Linked DNA regions of Homo sapiens: region 2 is linked to region 1. A link is an interaction called in ENCODE POLR2A ChIA-PET data of the cell type or tissue named here. Cell type or tissue: MCF 10A. All regions are shown on one strand. Links, peaks and the distances in the headings refer to the core of each region. The heading gives the core; the rest is flanking DNA. Region 1 overlaps LINC01873 (long intergenic non-protein coding RNA 1873). Region 2 has its middle 23 kb from the start of MIR4778.

Evidence for each region. ChIA-PET counts read pairs that join two places held together with the same protein. Peaks named below come from ENCODE experiments on the same cell type or tissue, not always from the same donor. Only the 100,000 strongest peaks of a DNase experiment are listed, where the experiment ranks them.
Region 2: POLR2A ChIA-PET joins it to region 1 with 5 read pairs; 3 of 35 experiments call an interaction of 5 or more read pairs at or near these places.

What each region holds. Positions count from the first base shown.
Region 1 is chr2:66,388,419-66,393,795 of GRCh38, forward strand. It overlaps LINC01873 (long intergenic non-protein coding RNA 1873), which reads left to right. Exons shown (of 3, transcript NR_130931.1): 2 at 981-1,077; 3 at 2,495-4,032. Among named protein-coding and RNA genes, the nearest start is that of LINC01873, 7.8 kb to the left of the region's middle. RefSeq lists enhancers at 1,419-1,713, 2,406-3,018, 3,019-3,629. In MCF 10A, for the core only: no CTCF peak of the experiment used is centred there; DNase peaks (open chromatin) are centred at 1,633 and 2,603.
Region 2 is chr2:66,332,161-66,337,537 of GRCh38, forward strand. No RefSeq gene overlaps it. Among named protein-coding and RNA genes, the nearest start is that of MIR4778, 23 kb to the right of the region's middle. In MCF 10A, for the core only: no CTCF peak of the experiment used is centred there; DNase peaks (open chromatin) are centred at 2,361 and 2,671.

The sequences.
Region 1 (5,377 bases), core at 219-5,218:
ATCACTTTTCAGTGCTTATATTCAATAAAATTATAGGTAAAGAAAAAATATTAATATCATGCAGTTTTGACTCTTCTGATCAGTCCTTGGAGAGATGTTATTTAATCCTGTTTGTCACTATTGTGGGGATATCAGCATTTGTCACTGAGGACTGATGGATCAGGTAGTTGATAAACATTTAGAGACGTGTATATCCAGGAGATGCCAACACTTTGTTGTTTTATAGGAAAGAATGAAAAGTATTAAACTTTGGTTTAGCCGCTATGTTTGTTTAAAAAGAAAAATAAAACAGAAGTCATAATTTGTGAAAGCAGAATTTGTAGTTTCAATAGCATATTTAGACATGAAGCTGTACTTTGGGACTACAATTCGTGACATCCTAAAATTAAAATGGTTCCTCAGAAATGTAAACACTTTGACGTGAAAAGGTATATGCTCAGCCCCAAGCCAAAGTTACATATAGTGCCGGCAAAGTCTTTGATACCTCTAGTCAGTCAAATACACTCAAGATCTCAGCATGGAAAGCCATGTTTTCTGATCCGAAACAAAAACAAAACAAAACAAAACAAAAAACCACATAAACAAAGATGTCTTTTATCCCTGCAATTTTCCAATTTAATAGCCAATTTGAAGACTCTAATAGGAAATTTGATTTGGCTTTTCATAAGAATACTGTTTCACAGTATAATTTATATTTTTTTCAAAAGAATAAAAACCCTGCTGGTTTTAACTGTGTACTTTTGCATTTTCCAAGAAAATATTTCCTTTAGCAATATGGACAATATCAACTTGATACAAAGTAGGCATGTAATCTGAAATAACACTCTGAAGTGTAAAGAAATGTAACCTAAACTCAAAGTGAAAGGCTAGAAACCACTTACACAGGCATAATTATTTGAACCCCCGACCTTTCATACTGAAATTAGTGAGCATTTTCATTTTCCATATGCAATCACTTACTGTCCTTTTTCTTCTATTAGTGTTTCAAGAAGCAAGGACATTTAAATGAAAAAAGAAGAGGAAGAAAGCCCTCTGTTAATTTGAAGCTGAGCATCTGATCCACTAAAATTGACAAAAGTATCCTCTTGAAAACTGCCACTTTCCAATAATACAGCCCCACAGGAAGGAGATGTGCTGGAGAAAGAGCCAGTTAGTATGACTATTCTTTTCTTCCTATCAGTGGAGAGTCATGTCTTTCACTGCAAAGAGTTATTTTTCAGATTTTTTGAAAAAGGGCTTTCTTATAGATGAAACTACACAGAAAACTCATTTGTAAATGTCCCTGTCTGAACACTTTTCCACTCACTTCAGTGTTATGAGTAGGAGTCCTTTAAAAACCTCAGATGATGAATTGTTCTGTGACATGCAAACAGCTCAAAACCTGTTAGCTTTGAGAAGCTCACCACTAGCAACTTGCCTGTTCCCAAGTGTCTTGATTTTGATTGGTCAAGGAGAGGGCAAAAAGATTAAAATCTGCCTAAGCCAAGTGAGTATGCTTCACATATTTAAGGTCTACTTGACTCAAGGAGGGGAAACTGACCCGGCCATCAGGCCATAGATTTTACCAGCCCCACCCTGAGTTCACATAATGAGTCATAGCCCAACTTCTTATAACTGCAGAGGGAGGCCGCTTCTTCCCTTTCTCAAAGTAGTTGGCAAACTCCTCAGAGTGATGACCTCTCACAAAGAGTTAGACAGTCATTAGCGGCTCAGCCACCAAGCCTATTGGTGTGGACTGAAGGGGAATCATTCTGCTGAAGTAAAACATGACTTTGACCTGGACGTCAGAGCAAAGCAAAGGTGGGACACCACAGCATGGGGGGTGCCCAGATGGCAGAGGCCAGGAAGTCTCCGAACAAAAGGGAAAGAAGAAATCAAACAATTTTCTGCTCCATTTTATCTCGATTCCTTGACATCCAGACCAAACCTGATTACACGGGCTTGTGTTAGGACTGGGCAGACCTGAACATGTCTGTAATTCAGGCTGAATGAGCTTTCCTGAAGTTCACATGCATACCTCAGGTTTTCCTACCACTTTCCCCCCTGCCCTGCCACTCTCAAGACCACCAGCCCCCCTCTTTCTACCCTGCTATGGATTCTCAGAATGCTTTAAAGAAGGTGATAGTTGAAATTTGGAAGAGCTTACTTAACAGTGGTGAGGGGAAAAAAAAAAAAACAGAACTCATTTTTGCACCAGCAGCTCCTTTTCCCAGTATAGCCAAATAATGACAGTTTAATTCAAAACATTCATCGAGAAATTCCTATACAAAGGCCACTAAATGAAAGAGCAGACAGCAAAAAAGCATCAAGGTGTGAGAAAAGGAGAATAAAGCTTTTGAATCAACTCTGCCAGGATACCCTTAAACAGAAGTGGGGTGGGGGAAACCAATCTTAGAATTAAGTGATTTGCGTAAGATTAATCTGGAAGGAAGGGAGGGGAACCAAACCTTACCAACATTCACCAAACTTTAAAAAAGTTTTTCTTAACCAGGAGTAAATAGCATAATCGTATACCTGGGGATTCATGCCGAAACTTCTGAATCAGACACCCTGGGGCTGGGAACTAGTCAGCCAGGGTGTCTTCTGGATCACACACCCTGGAGAATGTGGACTTTAACATTTCTTCTGAGTAATTTTGGCCTCCAGCCTGAGTAAGGATAGTTCTAGACCTATAGTTCTTAAACCTAGATGAGTAATTATAAGAATTACCTAGGGGAGGAGCCAAGATGGCCGAATAGGAACAGCTCCGGTCTACAGCTCCCAGCGTGAGCGACGCAGAAGACGGGTGATTTCTGCATTTCCATCTGAGGTACCGGGTTCATCTCACTAGGGAGTGCCAGACAGTGAGCGCAGGTCATTGGGTGCATGCACCGTGCACGAGCCGAAGCAGGGCGAGGCATTGCCTCACTTGGGAAGTGCAAGGGGTCAGGGAGTTCCCTTTCCGAGTCAAAGAAAGGGGTGACGGACACACCTGGAAAATCGGGTCACTCCCACTCGAATATTGCGCTTTTCGGACCGGCTTAAAAAACGGTGCACCACAAGATTATATCCCACACCTGGCTCGGAGGATCCTACGCCCGCGGAGTCTCGCTGATTGCTAGCACAGCAGTCTGAGATCAAACTGCAAGGCGGCAGCCAGGCTGGGGGAGGGGCGCCCGCCATTGCCCAGGCTTGCTTAGGTAAACAAAGCAGCCTGGAAGCTCGAACTGGGTGGAGCCCACCACAGCTCAAGGAGGCCTGCCTGCCTCTGTAGGCTCCACCTCTGGGGGCAGGGCACAGACAAACAAAAAGACAGCAGTAGTAACCTCTGCACACTTAAATGTCCCTGTCTGACAGCTTTGAAGAGAGCAGTGGTTCTCCCAGCACGCAGCTGGATATCTGAGAATGGGCAGACTGCCTCCTCAAGTGGGTCCCTGACCCCTGACCCCCGAGCAGCCTAACTGGGAGGCACCCCCCAGCAGGGGCACACTGACACCTCACACGGCAGGGTATTCCAACAGACCTGCAGCTGAGGGTTCTGTCTGTTAGAAGGAAAACTAACAAACAGAAAGGACATCCACACCAAAAACCCATCTGTACATCACCATCATCAAAGACCAAAAGTAGATAAAACCACAAAGATGGGGAAAAAACAGAACAGAAAAACTGGAAACTCTAAAACGCAGAGCGCCTCTCCTCCTCCAAAGGAACGCAGTTCCTCACCAGCAACGGAACAAAGCTGGATGGAGAATGACTTTGACGAGCTGAGAGAAGAAGGCTTCAGACGATCAAATTACTCTGAGCTACGGGAGGACATTCAAACCAAAGGCAAAGAAGTTGAAAACTTTGAAAAAACTTTAGAAGAATGTATAACTAGAATAACCAATACAGAGAAGTGCTTAAAGGAGCTGATGGAGCTGAAAACCAAGGCTCGAGAACTACGTGAAGAATGCAGAAGCCTCAAGAGCCGATGCAATCAACTGGAAGAAAGGGTATCAGCGATGGAAGATGAAATGAATGAAATGAAGCGAGAAGGGAAGTTTAGAGAAAAAAGAATAAAAAGAAATGAGCAAAACCTCCAAGAAATATGGGACTATGTGAAAAGACCAAATCTACGTCTGAAAGTGATGGAGAGAATGGAACCAAGTTGGAAAACACTCTGCAGGATATTATCCAGGAGAACTTCCCCAATCTAGCAAGGCAGGCCAACGTTCAGATTCAGGAAATACAGAGAACGCCACAAAGATACTCCTCGAGAAGAGCAACTCCAAGACACATAATTGTCAGATTCACCGAAGTTGAAATGAAGGAAAAAATGTTAAGGGCAGCCAGAGAGAAAGGTCAGGTTACCCTCAAAGGGAAGCCCATCAGACTAACAGCGGATCTCTCAGCAGAAACCCTGCAAGCCAGAAGGGAGTGGGGGCCAATATTCAACATTCTTAAAGAAAAGAATTTTCAACCCAGAATTTCATATCCAGCCAAACTAAGCTTCATAAGTGAAGGAGAAATAAAATACTTTACAGACAAGCAAATGCTGAGAGATTTTGTCACCACCAGGCCTGCCCTAAAAGAGCTCCTGAAGGAAGCGCTAAACATGGAAAGGAACAACTGGTACCAGCCGCTGCAAAATCATGCCAAAATGTAAAGACCATCGAGACTAGGAAGCAACTGCATCAACTAACAAGCAAAATCACCAGCTAACATCATAATGACAGGATCAAATTCACACATAACAATATTAACTTTAAATGTAAATGGACTAAATGCTCCAATTAAAAGACACAGACTGGCAAATTGGATAAAGAGTCAAGACCCATCAGTGTGCTGTATTCAGGAAACCCATCTCACGTGCAGAGACACACATAGGCTCAAAGTAGAAGGATGGAGGAAGATCTACCAAGCAAATGGAAAACAAAAAAAGGCAGGGGTTGCAATCCTAGTCTCTGATAAAACAGGCTTTAAACCAACAAAGATCAAAAGAGACAAAGAAGGCCATTACATAATGGTAAAGGGATCAATTCAACAAGAAGAGCTAACTATCCTAAATATACATGCACCCAATACAGGAGCACCCAGATTCATAAAGCAAGTCCTGAGTGACCTACAGAGAGACTTAGACTCCCCCACATTAATAATGGGAGACTTTAACACTCCACTGTCAACATTAGACAGATCAACGAGACAGAAAGTCAACAAGGATACCCAGGAATTGAACTCAGCTCTGCACCAAGCGGACCTAATAGACATCTACAGAACTCTCCACCCCAAATCAACAGAATATACATTTTTTTCAGCACCACACCACACCTATTCCAAAATTGACCACATACTTGGAAGTAAAGCTCTCCTCAGCAAATGTAAAAGAACAGAGATTATAACAAACTATCTCTCAGATCAC
Region 2 (5,377 bases), core at 214-5,213, 56 kb before region 1:
CACTGTGTATAATAACAGCAACAACCTACCAAACCCTCAATATGAAGCAGACATTAAGCTAGTTGCTTTACATAGATTTTCTCTAACCTACAGTACTACAAAAGGGAATTATTCTTCCTCTAATTTAAGACACTGAATTATTGTGAGATTAACTAACTTGCCCAAAGACATCCTCAAATGGATCATGGAGGCAGAGTAAGAACTTCTATGGCCCTGCTTTATCCACTCCAGTGCTCCCCAGAGTGGAGCACTAGCCCTCTGGCTGTGCTTCTATGTGTTTTCTGGAACAGATGAGCTACCTGAAAATCTCCCACCCACTGCCATCATGGTTTAGTTCCTGGCCACCTTCAAGTCTTTGCTTAAATACTAGACCTTGTCTGATCACTCTATTTGAATTTTCAAACCCGCCCTTCCTCCCAGACCCAGCTCTCACTATTCCCTCTCTTGTTTAGTCTGCTCCCAAGCCTTGTCATTTTCTTTCTCCCCAACTAGAATGTACTAAGAATGGGGAATTGGTCTGCTTTATTCATTGCTACTTCCACCATGTTTAGAACAATGCCTTACGCATACTAGATACTCAATAAATATTTATCAAATGGATGAATAAATGAATGATGGAATGATATCTAGCACTACACAGGATGCTTTTAGATGAAACATGATCATTTATCATTTATAAGTCTTTATTGTGTTCTATATTAGAAAAAGTTTAGCTAGCACATCAAAGCATGCTTTTGAAGTTATTGCTGGTACTGATATCATGCTTTCTTTTAAAAACAAATATTTAAATGCTTTCTACCTTGGTCCGAGCAGCAGTTGTAGAGTCCATACATAAACAAAATTCACTGAGCACTGCACTTAAGATTAGTTCATTTTACTCTGTGAAATTCCCCAATTTAAAAACAAAAAATGGCCAGGATCTTGCCTGTAATCCCAGCACTTTGGGAGGCCAAGGTGGGCAGATCACTTGAGCCCAGGAGTTTGAGACAAGCCTGGACAATATAGTGAGAACTTGTCTCCACAAAAAATAGCCAGGAATGGTGGTGCATGTCTGTAGTCTCAGCTATTCAGGAGGCTGGGATGGGAGGATCACTTGAGCTGAGGAGATAGAGGTTGCGGTGAGCAGAGATTGCACCACTGCATTCCAGCCTGAGCAACAGAGGGAGACCCTGTCTCGAAAAGAAAAATAAATAAATAAAATTAAAATAAAAAATATTTTTGGCTGGGCATGGTGGCTCACTCCTGTAATCCCAGCACTTTAGGAGGCCGAGGTGAGTGGATCACTTGAGGCCAAGAGTTCAAGACCAGCCTGGCCAACAAGGCAAAACCCCGTCTCTACTAAAAATACAAAAATTAGCTAGGTTTGGTGGCGTATGCCTGTAGTCCCAACTACTAAGGAGGCTGAGGCACAAGAATCACTTGAACCAGGGAAGGGGAGGCTGCAGTGAGCCAAGATGGTGTCACTGCACTCCAGCCTAGGTGACAGAGCCAGACTCCATCTCAAAAAATAAATAAATAAAAATAAAATAATTAACATTTAAATAAAACTATGGTAACGAAAGCTAATATAAATAAAAATATTAAGCATTTGATACTTTGGACAGTGTCAGGAATGACAGAAATTTTGTAATCATGTTGCTACTACTTCAATGTCAAAGGGTTGTCAATAGAGAGACAAATGATAATATATTGCCACAGGAGATATTTGTCGTCGGTATAATTTGGACAATAAGTGGCCTGTGACTTTACAGGAGAGGAAAACCCTGGCAGAGCACAGTGGTCAGGTGTAGGGGTGGGGCAGTTTGTCCGGGAGGGATGCGCCAGGCACAGGAGAGCAGGTGTCCTGGGGCAGCACCGCATGGCCATCTCAAGTCAGGCACTGAGGTGGGTACATGAAGTCACTGTTTCAGAACCCAACTTTTACATTCAATACACTCAGTGTTGCATCCAGCACGTTCCCAGGGGAAAGAAGAACACCCGCTTCTTTCTGATCCTCACTGAATATCTAAAATCTGGATGCCATGTATCCCACCTTCTCTGTTCTGACATCAGGCCATGGGCAGCACTTCTTTTCTGGGACAAAAGCCCTTTGGAGATTGAGTGTTGTGGTGCCTTCATCTGCCTGTGGACTAAACACTGCTTGTTTTAGCAAAGGGACCCAGGGTAGAACACCCTGGTTGCCAGCACCATTTCTGATCTTCAGCTACCACAGAGAAAGCCATGAGATGGTTGAGCCACGAAGGCAAAATAGTCATTGCACAAGAGCAAGGAAGACAAAGTAAAATTCCTCTCTTTCGGCACTTTCTCTTCTAATGAGCAGCATCTCCTGGTTCACTAACTGTGGGGCGGAGAGCACGGCCGCAGTAAATTGGAACAATGATTGTGAAAGATACATTCTTTGCCATGCAAAGCCATTCACCAGGAGCTGGCGACAGCATAACACTCCTTTTACACAGACTCATCAAAGGCTCCAGAGTCAGTGCCCTTTTATTTAATTTGCATGACACTGGAGAGTTATTGACAAAAAATAATAATCAAGTGTTTCCCTTGAGACTGTCTTAGATTGTGTTCAATTAAAACTAGATATTCAGAGTTGGCACCTGGCTCAATCCGCCAAATGGCTTTTGTGCTTCTTGGCTGCACTCACACCAGGGGAGGAAACCGCTGGCAGGGGAAGTGAAGAGTACCATGAGTCACCCTCCGACAGCCGCCCTTTGAAGCCAGCTCCCTGGGCCACCTCCCCAGATGCACCTTCTGCCACACTGGTCTCCTTTCATCTTGATTCAAGTCTGAGAGAAGAGAAAGTGTAACTTTCAAATATATTTGTGAAGAAAATGCAAGCTCATTATGAAAAGAAAAAGGAGGGTGAGGGGAGGACTGGTTATACTTACAGCCACCTGATTGCTCCCAGTTTTTCAGGCTTAATTGTTTGGAGGAAGAAAAAAAGAGCAATTTAGAGGAAAAAAAAGAGAAAGACAAAGCGTGCATTTTGCCATCTGTTTTAGCAAGAAATTCCTTTAGTCTGATGCAATCAATTACACTTGGGTTGTATTTTTTTTTAAAATTATGGGTACGTTAAGCTCTCTGGCAATGATTTTCCACCTTGTCTGACATTCTATTTACACATATCCAAGGAAACCCTATCGTAACTGACCTGAAAGCCCCAACTTTGCTAGAAAATGTGTCTTCCAAGGGGGTTTTGTTACTCTAGGTACCAGAAAGTGTTGGTTATCACACCTCCTCCATGAAGCCTGCTCTGGAGTCAGAAAAGTACAATGAAGAATATTTCATTCTCCCACAATTATTTCATATTTATGTTTTTTCCTTTCAACATAAAGCTCCTTGAGGACAAGGGCAGCACGGCTTTGGCCATGATGGGCTTCCCATCAACTGGTAGGAAGCCTCATGCCAGGGCTGTTTCATGGCTCTGCTGGAGCTTTTATTAAGTCCACCCACTCAACGCTATTGTTGAACCAATTCTTGCAAAAGATTCCATGTTAACAGAAACAAATAAATGCGAAGTCCATCAGTTGATTCAGATTTTAAAACATATCTCACCAAACGGAACACAGACCTGGGGACAGTTAGATGCATCTGCAACTTGGTAGTGTAATTCCCTCTACTCACTATCTGCCATCACACACCAAATTTATTTTACACTCTTGGTTAAGTGGTCCCACGTTAATATGAGAACAGAATGGTCATATACGTATACATGCATGCACACATATATATGTATTATTTTGTAATCACATAAAATAATAAACGTACTTTATTTTTAAAGGCACAGCTTCTATTTTTAAGATGTTTTAAAGTATTTCCATGCATAATTCAAAATTCATGGAGTTTTCATGAAGGACAAATAGTCAAAGGTACAGCTAAAAGGCCAGTGGGGCACTGGGGGAATGTGTATATTTGGATTTTAAGATGTAGCGAGAACGAAATGATCAAGAGACCAAATTGAAAAACTATGTTTGACACCTTTTTTCCTTCCCCTGCTCTGAAAGCAGGGGATATCTAATTGCTTCTGTTTCCTCCAATAATAATCCCATAAATAACAAAAAGGCCTAGTGTGGCTCTATTCCCTCAGTATCAGATAACTATCTCGACTGTTTATGCAGTCGATGCATTAATTTTAGTGCGGGTTGGCTTTTTACTTCTTTGAAAAGAGCCTCGGACAAATCCTCTTTGTGCTTTGCATTGAGCTCGGCTTTGCAGCCAAAAGAAATTAGTAAAGTCTAGAACTTTGTTTTCAGAGTTTGTCAAGTTCTTTCCAGTGAAATCTTTTCTCCAGTTCCAGATGTTGCGGTTTATTGACTTCAGCTTCTATTTTCCTTCCATGTGAAAATGCCAACATCCCATTTGGAGATGACATGGAGAGCCAGAGGAGGGTAGACATAGCCAATCTGCTCAAAGGTGACCCTGAGGAGTTAACCACTGGTACTGGTATGGCAATTTAGGTTGAATCATTATATAGATATATTAACTTTTCAAAATTATTTCTTCTGATAACAGCATTTAACATAAACTTGGTTTATTTTATGTTCTGCCTGGACGAACTGAGATGAAGAAGTGGGGTAAATTGGAAATTACTGTATTACAATCAAAATATCCAGATTATTGGGCAAATGTTAATTTGAGGCTCCAACTTTTCAGGGAATGGTCATTTTCCACTTCTCTGTGTGTAACACAAACAGAAGTATGTGCAACAACCAGTGAGACCAGAACCAACTCAGCTGACCCAGAGTGACATGTTTTAGCTGTGAGGTTGATTTGCAGTATATAATAAGAGACACAAGCTCACTGCAGCAAAATATGGCTACTCTGTTCTCATATTAACATATGACCGCTTAACCAAGAGTATAAAATAAATTTGAATTTCTCTATGCTCCTTTAAATGTCCAGGGGCAATATTGTCTTCCACTGGGACATACACAAAATATAACTTGAAAAGAAGTAAATTATTGAAAAAGCATTGGTGAATTTATTCAAAGAGTAAAGTTCTTTGAAGTCTGACTTTTTCTAGTTTAATATTCTACAACTCTTAAGCGTGGTTTATTGTACATGTATTTTATAAATGTATATAAATATATGTGTCTATCTTTACATACATATATATGTCTGTCTTACTTTCATAGTTTTTTTATGAACTGTTCCTACTTTGATATCTTGATTGTACTAGCCTTATTTTCATCATCAAGCTAGAATATTAGCATTCTTGTCCTCTTTGAGGGTATTTTCTGAAGATCACCACCTGCAAGCTTTTTAGGAGGTGCCATCGGTACTCTTTCTGACATTTTAATAAATAGGAAAATAAATGCTGCCCACCAAATTCCCTAATGTCAACACTTACCTCATCTAAAATGAATGAGTCAGT